Regions from separate parts of the Homo sapiens genome. Here region 1 is linked to region 2. The links are chromatin contacts, found by Hi-C or POLR2A ChIA-PET in ENCODE. All regions are on one chromosome and are shown on one strand. The core of a region is the stretch at or near the end of the contact, and the rest is flanking DNA. Distances in the headings are between cores, read along the strand shown. Region 1 has its middle 45 kb from the start of PREX1. Region 2 overlaps PREX1 (phosphatidylinositol-3,4,5-trisphosphate dependent Rac exchange factor 1).

Region 1 (3,570 bases), core at 468-2,967, 110 kb after region 2:
AATAATAGTCTATATTGTGAATTGTGCTTGGTAATCACACCAGACACAAAATATATACCTTTAAACATTAGAGTCAGGTCCAGCTCACCAAAATACTCAGGCTATGAAAGGCTGACAAGATTCAGGGCACCTCGGCCGGGCGTGGTGGTTCACGCCTGTAATCCCAGCACTTTGGGAGGCCAAAGCAGGCAGGTCACTTGAGGTCAGGAATTCGAGACCTACCTGGGTAACATGGCAAAACCCTGTCTCTACTATGAAAAATACAAAAATTAGCTGGGTGCAGTGGCAGGTGCCTGTAATCCCAGCTACTCAAGAGACTGAAGCATGATAATCACTTGAACCCGGGAGGCAGAGGTTGCAACAAGATGAGATTGTGGCACTGCACTCCAGCCTGGGCAACAGAGTGAGACTCCATCTCAAAAAAAAAAAAAAAAAAAAAAAAAAAACCATATTTACTTCTGTTCTTTTATCCAAGTGCTTGAGGAAGCTTAGGATTCAGACAGACTTGGAGCGTCAGTCCTGGCTCAACCTCCTGCAAGCTGTATGATTTTGGGTAATTTACTTGTCCCTCCTAAGCTTCAGTTTTCTTAACTATAATATGGAGATAATAATAGTCTATATTGTGAATTGTGCTTGGTAATCACACCAGACACAAAATATATACCTTTAAACATTAGAGTCAGGTCCAGCTCACCAAAATACTCAGGCTATGAAAGGCTGACAAGATTCAGGGCACCTCGGCCGGGCGTGGTGGTTCACGCCTGTAATCCCAGCACTTTGGGAGGCTGAGGCGGGCGGATCACGAGGTCAGGAGATCGAGACCATCCTGGCTAACATGGTGAAACCCCGTCTCTACTAAAAATACAAAAAACTAGCCGGGCGTGGTGGCGGGCACCTGTAGTCCCAGCTACTCGGGAGGCTGAGGCAGGAGAATGGCGTGAACCTGGGAGACGGAGCTTGCAGTGAGCCGAGATCATGCCACTGCACTCCAGCCTGGGTGGCAGAGCAAGACTCTGTCTCAAAAAAAAAAAAAAAAAGATTCAGGGTACCTCTCTCACTTGTTCTCCTCCGTGACATACCTTCACTGAGACAAGAGCAGTGGGCAGAATCATCCACATGCGTCACACCATGTTGTGGTTTTTTTTCACTGAGCACATAGAGTTGGATACGTATAAGTTGAATATACATGTAAAGCAATTCCTTTCTATATTTGCAGTGTTTGTGCAACTAGATTGTACACTCCTTGAAGGAAGGAATTGTCTTCCAGTTGGCAAGACAGGCTTGAGATCAACTAAGTATTTTACAAGACAGAACAAGATAAGTGGCCGGGATCGGCAGCTCATGCCTGTAATCTCAGCACTTGGGGAGGCCGAGGCAGGCAGATCACTAGAGGTCAGGAGTTCAAGAGCAGCCTGGCTAACATGGTGAAACCCCATCTATACTAAAAAATATAAAAAATTAGCCGGGTATGGTGCCAGGCACCTGTAATTCCAACTATTCAGGAGGCTGAGGCAGGAGAATCACTTGAATCTGGGAGGCAGAGGTTGCAGTGAGCCGAGATCGTGTCATTGCACTCCAGCCTGGGCAACAGAGCGAGACTCTGTCTCAATAAACAAATAAATAAATAAATAAATAACAAAATAAGCAATGGGTACAAAGTGCCATGAGGAAGGACAACCTGTTCAAACAGAGCCCCGGAAGTATTTCCGGAGGCTCCTGAGTCAGCCCTTTCAGGAGGGTAAGAGGATGAAAGAGGAAGTAACATTTACTCAACAGCAATTTGCTGGGCACTCTGTTTCCTGATTTTATTTTTTTCTGTTTAATTTTTTTTCTCTTTTCAAAATAACACCATGTACCAGTCAGCTTTGGCTACATAACAAACTCTCATTTATTTCTTGCTCATGGATCTGTGGATTTTCTGAGGAGATGCTGTTGGTCTCATGAGCTCAGCTGGGCCTCTGGCCATTGGACTCAGCTCTGATCTACCCTGCGTGTCACTCATCCTTTGGGACTTGTGGGCTACTCAGGGCATGTTCTCAGTATCATGAAAGCCAGGCACACAAGGGAAAAGTTCACCTCCACTGTACATTTCAAACCTTTGTTTGGTTCATGTCCACTGCCATCTCAGTGGCCAAAGCAAGTCACATGGCCAAGACTAAAGATGAGATGGAGAAGTCCATTCATTCCAGGGAAATGGAAGAGGAAAAGGGAAATGTTTGCTCTACGGCAGTCTAATCTACAGCAACAAGTAATACAGGAGTGCAGTCTTATTAAAAATTCAAGCAAGAGGCCGGGTGCAGTGGCTCACTCCTGTAATCCCAGCACTTTGGGAGGCCAAGACGGGCAGGTCACCTGAGGTCAGGAGTTCAAGACCGGCCTGGCCAACATGGTGAAACCCAGTCTCTAGTAAAAATACAAAAAAAAAAAAAAAAAAAAGCCGGTATGGTGGCGGGCGCCTATAATCCCAGCTACTTGGGAGGCTGAGGCAGGAGAATAGCTTGAACCCTGGAGGTGGAGGTTGCAGTGAGCTGAGATTGTGCCACTTCACTCTAGCCTGGATGACAATAGCGAGACTCTGTCTCAAAAAAAATAAATAAATAAAAATTAAAAAAATAAAAATTCAAGCAAGAAAATATAAAAGCACAACAACAGCGGAAAATACGTCACCATGCTCCTCATCCCACCATCTTCCCCCTACTCCCTAGAGGTAAACACTTTTCCCAGGCGTTTACACACAGAGAAAGCTATTTTGCCCCCTTGGTGCCGAGACAGTCTTGCTCTGTCACCCAGGCTGGATTACAGTGGGGCAATCGCAGCCCACTGCAGCCTCTACCTCCTGGGCTCAAGCAATCCTCCCATCTCAGCCTCCCGAGTAGCTGGGACTACAGGCATGCTACCACACCCAGGTCAGAAACGTTTACTTAATACAATGAGATCATTCTACATGTATTTGTACCTGACAATTATAAGCATCTAGTCATGTAATTATTATATGGACTCTACAATTAGGCATTTGGGGTCACCATTTTATAAATGAGGAATCTGGGGTTAAAATGCTTATCCAAGATCACCCACCTCTTACATAGCTGAACCAGAATTCGAACCCACGACTTTCCAAAAATTCTTTTGATTTACAGTGAGCTGCCTCTATAAAAGCACAAGAGGTTGCACCACAAAACCTGTTGTTATCAGCCCCCTACATTTATCCTTTGGGACCACAGAGGAGGGGTGTCCGTGTGTGTGTGTGTGTGTGTGTGTGTGTGTGTGTGTGTGTGTGTGTGTAGGGGGTGGGTGGTGTCGTGTGATTTAGGAGAGTGTTCACTATGACTAGCGTTGTGGCGGGAGTTTGGGAGACATGATGAAGAGGAGGAAAGACCTTCACCCTCAGGTCACTTACAATTAAGCCAAAGAAACCAGGAGCCTCTCTTGAAGCAGTTTAATAAGATGGCAGGATGTGGCCAGGCATGGTGGCTCCCACCTGTAATCCCAGCACTTTGGGAGGCTAAGGCAGGCAGATGACTTGAGGTCAGGAGTTTGAGACCAGCCTGACCAACATGGTAAAACCCGGTC
Region 2 (3,388 bases), core at 607-3,106:
CTCCATTTCCTCCTCTATAACGGGGGATAAAATGAGTACACAGGATTACAATGAGAATTACAGAAGCTAACACACATAACAAGCACTTGAATGGTCCCTGGTGCATAGCAGGTGCTCAAAAAACATTAGCTATTATTGGCCAGGCTCACACCTGTGAGCTCACACCTGTAATCCTAACACTGTGGGAGGCCGAGGCAGGCTGATTGCTTGAACCCAGGAGTTCGAGCAATCAATCAATACGGCAAAACCTCATCTCTACCAAAAATACAAACAAACAAACAAAATAGCCAGGTGTGGTGGCGCACACCTGTAGTCCCAGCTACTCGAGAGGCTGAGGTGAGAGCATCACTTCAGCCTAGGAGGCAGAGGTTGCAGTGAGCCAAGATCGCACCACTGCACTTCAGCCTGGATGACAAAGCAAGACCCTGCCTCAAAAAAAAAAAAGCATTGGCTATTATGATCTCCCCATCTTGAGTTTCTAGAGTGTCTGCAGGGAGTCCAAGCCCTGGTGCAGGTAGACAGAACCCACTGTGCTTCCTAAGGAAACCTGGATTTGGATCAACCACATCTGTAGGGCTTCTACATGCACCAAGCACACTCACATTTATCCCACACTATTTTTACTTATTTTTATTAGTTTTTTCCATCCTGCAAATAGCTCTATTATTATAGACTGCCTGCTTCCGAGTCTCCTGAGGTGAGATGAGAAGGGGAAGGCTTTATAAACTGCAGAGCCCCCCACATCCTCATCACCACCAGCGCACCCCTCTGCCCTGCCCCATCCTCCTTGCTGACTGCCAACCACGTGACTTCAGCAAGTCACCACACTTCTGAGTCAATTTCCTGGACCAAACAAAAAGGGGGGGAGGAGTAGTTGTTGAGGTTTAAGTGAAATGATGCAGGTGAACACTTTGTAACTACAAACACTTCCTGGAAAAAGTGGCAGAAAGGCTGAGCCAGGAGAGGGAGGCTGGACTAGGAAAGGGGCAGGAAGTTGCTTGTGATGATATTCTAGGGGGACAAGTCCTCTCCGAGTACCAACCATCCCAGCAAGTGTTAACCAGGGCCTGCCGTGCACCAGGCACCGAGCTGGGTGCTGGAGACACAGATATAAGCCATGACCCTGCCACGGAAGGACTTATGCATTCTTACATTCGCCTGTGTAGTCAGCAAATACTTACTGCACACCTATTATGTGCCAGGCACTGCGCTAAGAGCCAATGACACATCAGTGAATGAACAAATCAGACTAACTCCCCACCTTCACAAAGTAGTGGCAGAGACAGACTATACACTGATTTTAAAATAAAATGGCAGGTAGGAATGATTGCTACAAAGAAAACTAAAGCAGGGTAAGAAAACAGAGAAGGATAAGGTGGGAATGCCATTTCAAGGAGCTGTTCAGAGAAAGCCGTTCTGAGAAGATGGCATTTGAGCAGACACAGGGAGCAAACAGCATTGCGTGTATCGGAGGACACAGCATCATGGGCAGGGTCAACAGCCGGGGCAAAGGCCCCGAGGCACATTCAGTCTTTCCAGGACAATCCTATCGAAAACGTCTATCCCTGCTCTGTTTTCCTCACAGCACCTGTCACCATGGACATTATGTGTGTTTATATCAGTCTATTATCCATCTAGCCCACTTGAGTCTCACCTCCAGGAAGGCAAGGATGTTTGTCTGTCTAGGTCACTGTGGTGTCCCAGAGCCTAGGATTGGACCCAGCACACAGCAGACCCTCGAAAAGGATGTGTTTAATTAATTAGTCAATCAATCATCTAGAGTAGACTACTCCCACCCCCACCCAGATTCTAGGCCCTGGTAAAAGGTGCCCAGTTCTCACCCCACCCCGCCCCGTTCCCCACCACATCGGGAGAGGAAGTTGATGCAAAAAACAAGTTGCAACAACCTGTCATGAAGAGGTCTGATGCAACAGTGGGGGAAGGCAGTGGGGGACACTGAGAGGAACCCAATGCTTTTCTTCACGCAGCCCCCATCAAGGGGCTGGGGCCTGGCCTACAAACTTTCCTGAGTTCACCAACAACCCATCCTTCCTTCAACAGATATTTATGCAGAGCCTCCTCTACATGATGGGGCTACCTTATGGGTCTCAAACTGGTAACTCAGAGGCATCATTCCTTTGGCCTGCAGAGGGGTTTGAGAAACTTGGGCCTAAGTTTGAATATCAGGTTTCCCATTAAAATCCAAATTCCAAGCTTCTTTTGAAAAAACTGACACATGGGTCTCAAATGCCCACAAGGCTGCAGGTGCTGTAGAGCAGAGTGATAGCCATCACCTTCACCCAGGACAAGTGCTCCTCAATTTCCCACCACCCAACCCACTGCTGCGCCCTGTGAACACCTGAGTGTGAGACTTCTGTCCTAGACACAGGCAAGGCAAACCTGAACCTGCTACTTCGCCTTTACCCTCACCCAGGGCAGACATCACTAATGGAATGCAGATCTTTTTCCTGCTAAGTCTTCTCCAAGCCGTTCAGAATTTATCTCCCTTCACTGTTGTCAGAAATGGTCTAAAATCCTTCCCATTCACAACCCAGCTTCTCCCTACTCCTTTGGGCTCCTCAGTTGTTGATTTTTTTCCTGAAAAATGGGCTCATCAGAGTGGGATTCTAGCAGAGATTCTCAACTTTGGTACCTTGACAGTTCAGTGGATAGTTCTTTGCTGTGAGGGATGTCCTGAGTATTATAAGACACTCAGCAGCTTCCCTGCCCTCTACCCTCTAGATACAAATAACAACCCTCCTCTCCTCAGTTGTGACAATCAAAAATGTGTCCAGACATTGCCCATGTCCCCTGGAGGCAAAATCATCCTTGGTTAAGAACCATTGCATTATAGCAAAGCTAAGAAAATGGCCTCTAGACAGAGCCAAGTATTTTGGGTTCAAATCCTGGTTCGGTCATTTGCTGGCTGTGTGACCCTAAACAGCCTCTCTGTGTCTCAGCTTCCCTCTCTATGAAATGGGGATATAAAAATGGTACCTGACTGCTAATGGTATGAAGTTTCTTTTTTTTTTTTTTTTTTTGAGACAAAGTCTCGCTCTGTCACCCAGGCTGGAGTGCAGTGGCACCATCTCAGCTCACTGCAACCTCCGCCTTCTGGGTTCAAGCGATTCTTCTGCCTCAACCTCCCAAGTAGCTGGGATTACAGGTGCATGCCTCCACACCTGGCTAATGTTTGTATTTTTAGTAGAGACAGGGTTTCACTATGTTGGCCATGCTGGTCTCAAACTACGGACCTCAGGTGATGCACCTGCCTTGGCCTCCCAAAGTTCTGGGATTACAGGCGTAAGCCATCATGCCCAGCCAATATGAAGTTTCTTTCTGAAGTGATGAAATGGTCCTAAAATTAGATGGTGGTACAACTCTATGA

Evidence for each region. A loop is a pair of places that touch in the nucleus more often than their neighbours do. ChIA-PET counts read pairs that join two places held with the same protein, here RNA polymerase II (POLR2A). Pooled maps may share reads with other maps.
Region 1: a pooled map shows a loop between it and region 2 (2.6-fold over the local background). The contact joins two enhancer-like sites. A Hi-C loop is called at or near these places in 4 of 50 pooled maps. POLR2A ChIA-PET finds 5 or more read pairs at or near these places in 2 of 52 experiments (Panc1 and common myeloid progenitor, CD34-positive).

The regions. Positions count from the first base shown.
Region 1 is chr20:48,871,139-48,874,708 of GRCh38, forward strand. It overlaps a transcript of PREX1 not described here. Among named protein-coding and RNA genes, the nearest start is that of PREX1, 45 kb to the left of the region's middle. RefSeq lists an enhancer at 1,660-1,739. Within about 2 kb of position 1,718, at least 5 of the 41 ENCODE cell types and tissues checked have a DNase peak (open chromatin) inside an H3K27ac peak, as active enhancers do.
Region 2 is chr20:48,759,680-48,763,067 of GRCh38, forward strand. The region is part of intron 1 of PREX1 (phosphatidylinositol-3,4,5-trisphosphate dependent Rac exchange factor 1); the gene reads right to left. Among named protein-coding and RNA genes, the nearest start is that of PREX1, 67 kb to the right of the region's middle. RefSeq lists a silencer at 1,142-1,191 and enhancers at 1,722-1,771, 3,218-3,388. Within about 2 kb of position 1,857, at least 16 of the 41 ENCODE cell types and tissues checked have a DNase peak (open chromatin) inside an H3K27ac peak, as active enhancers do.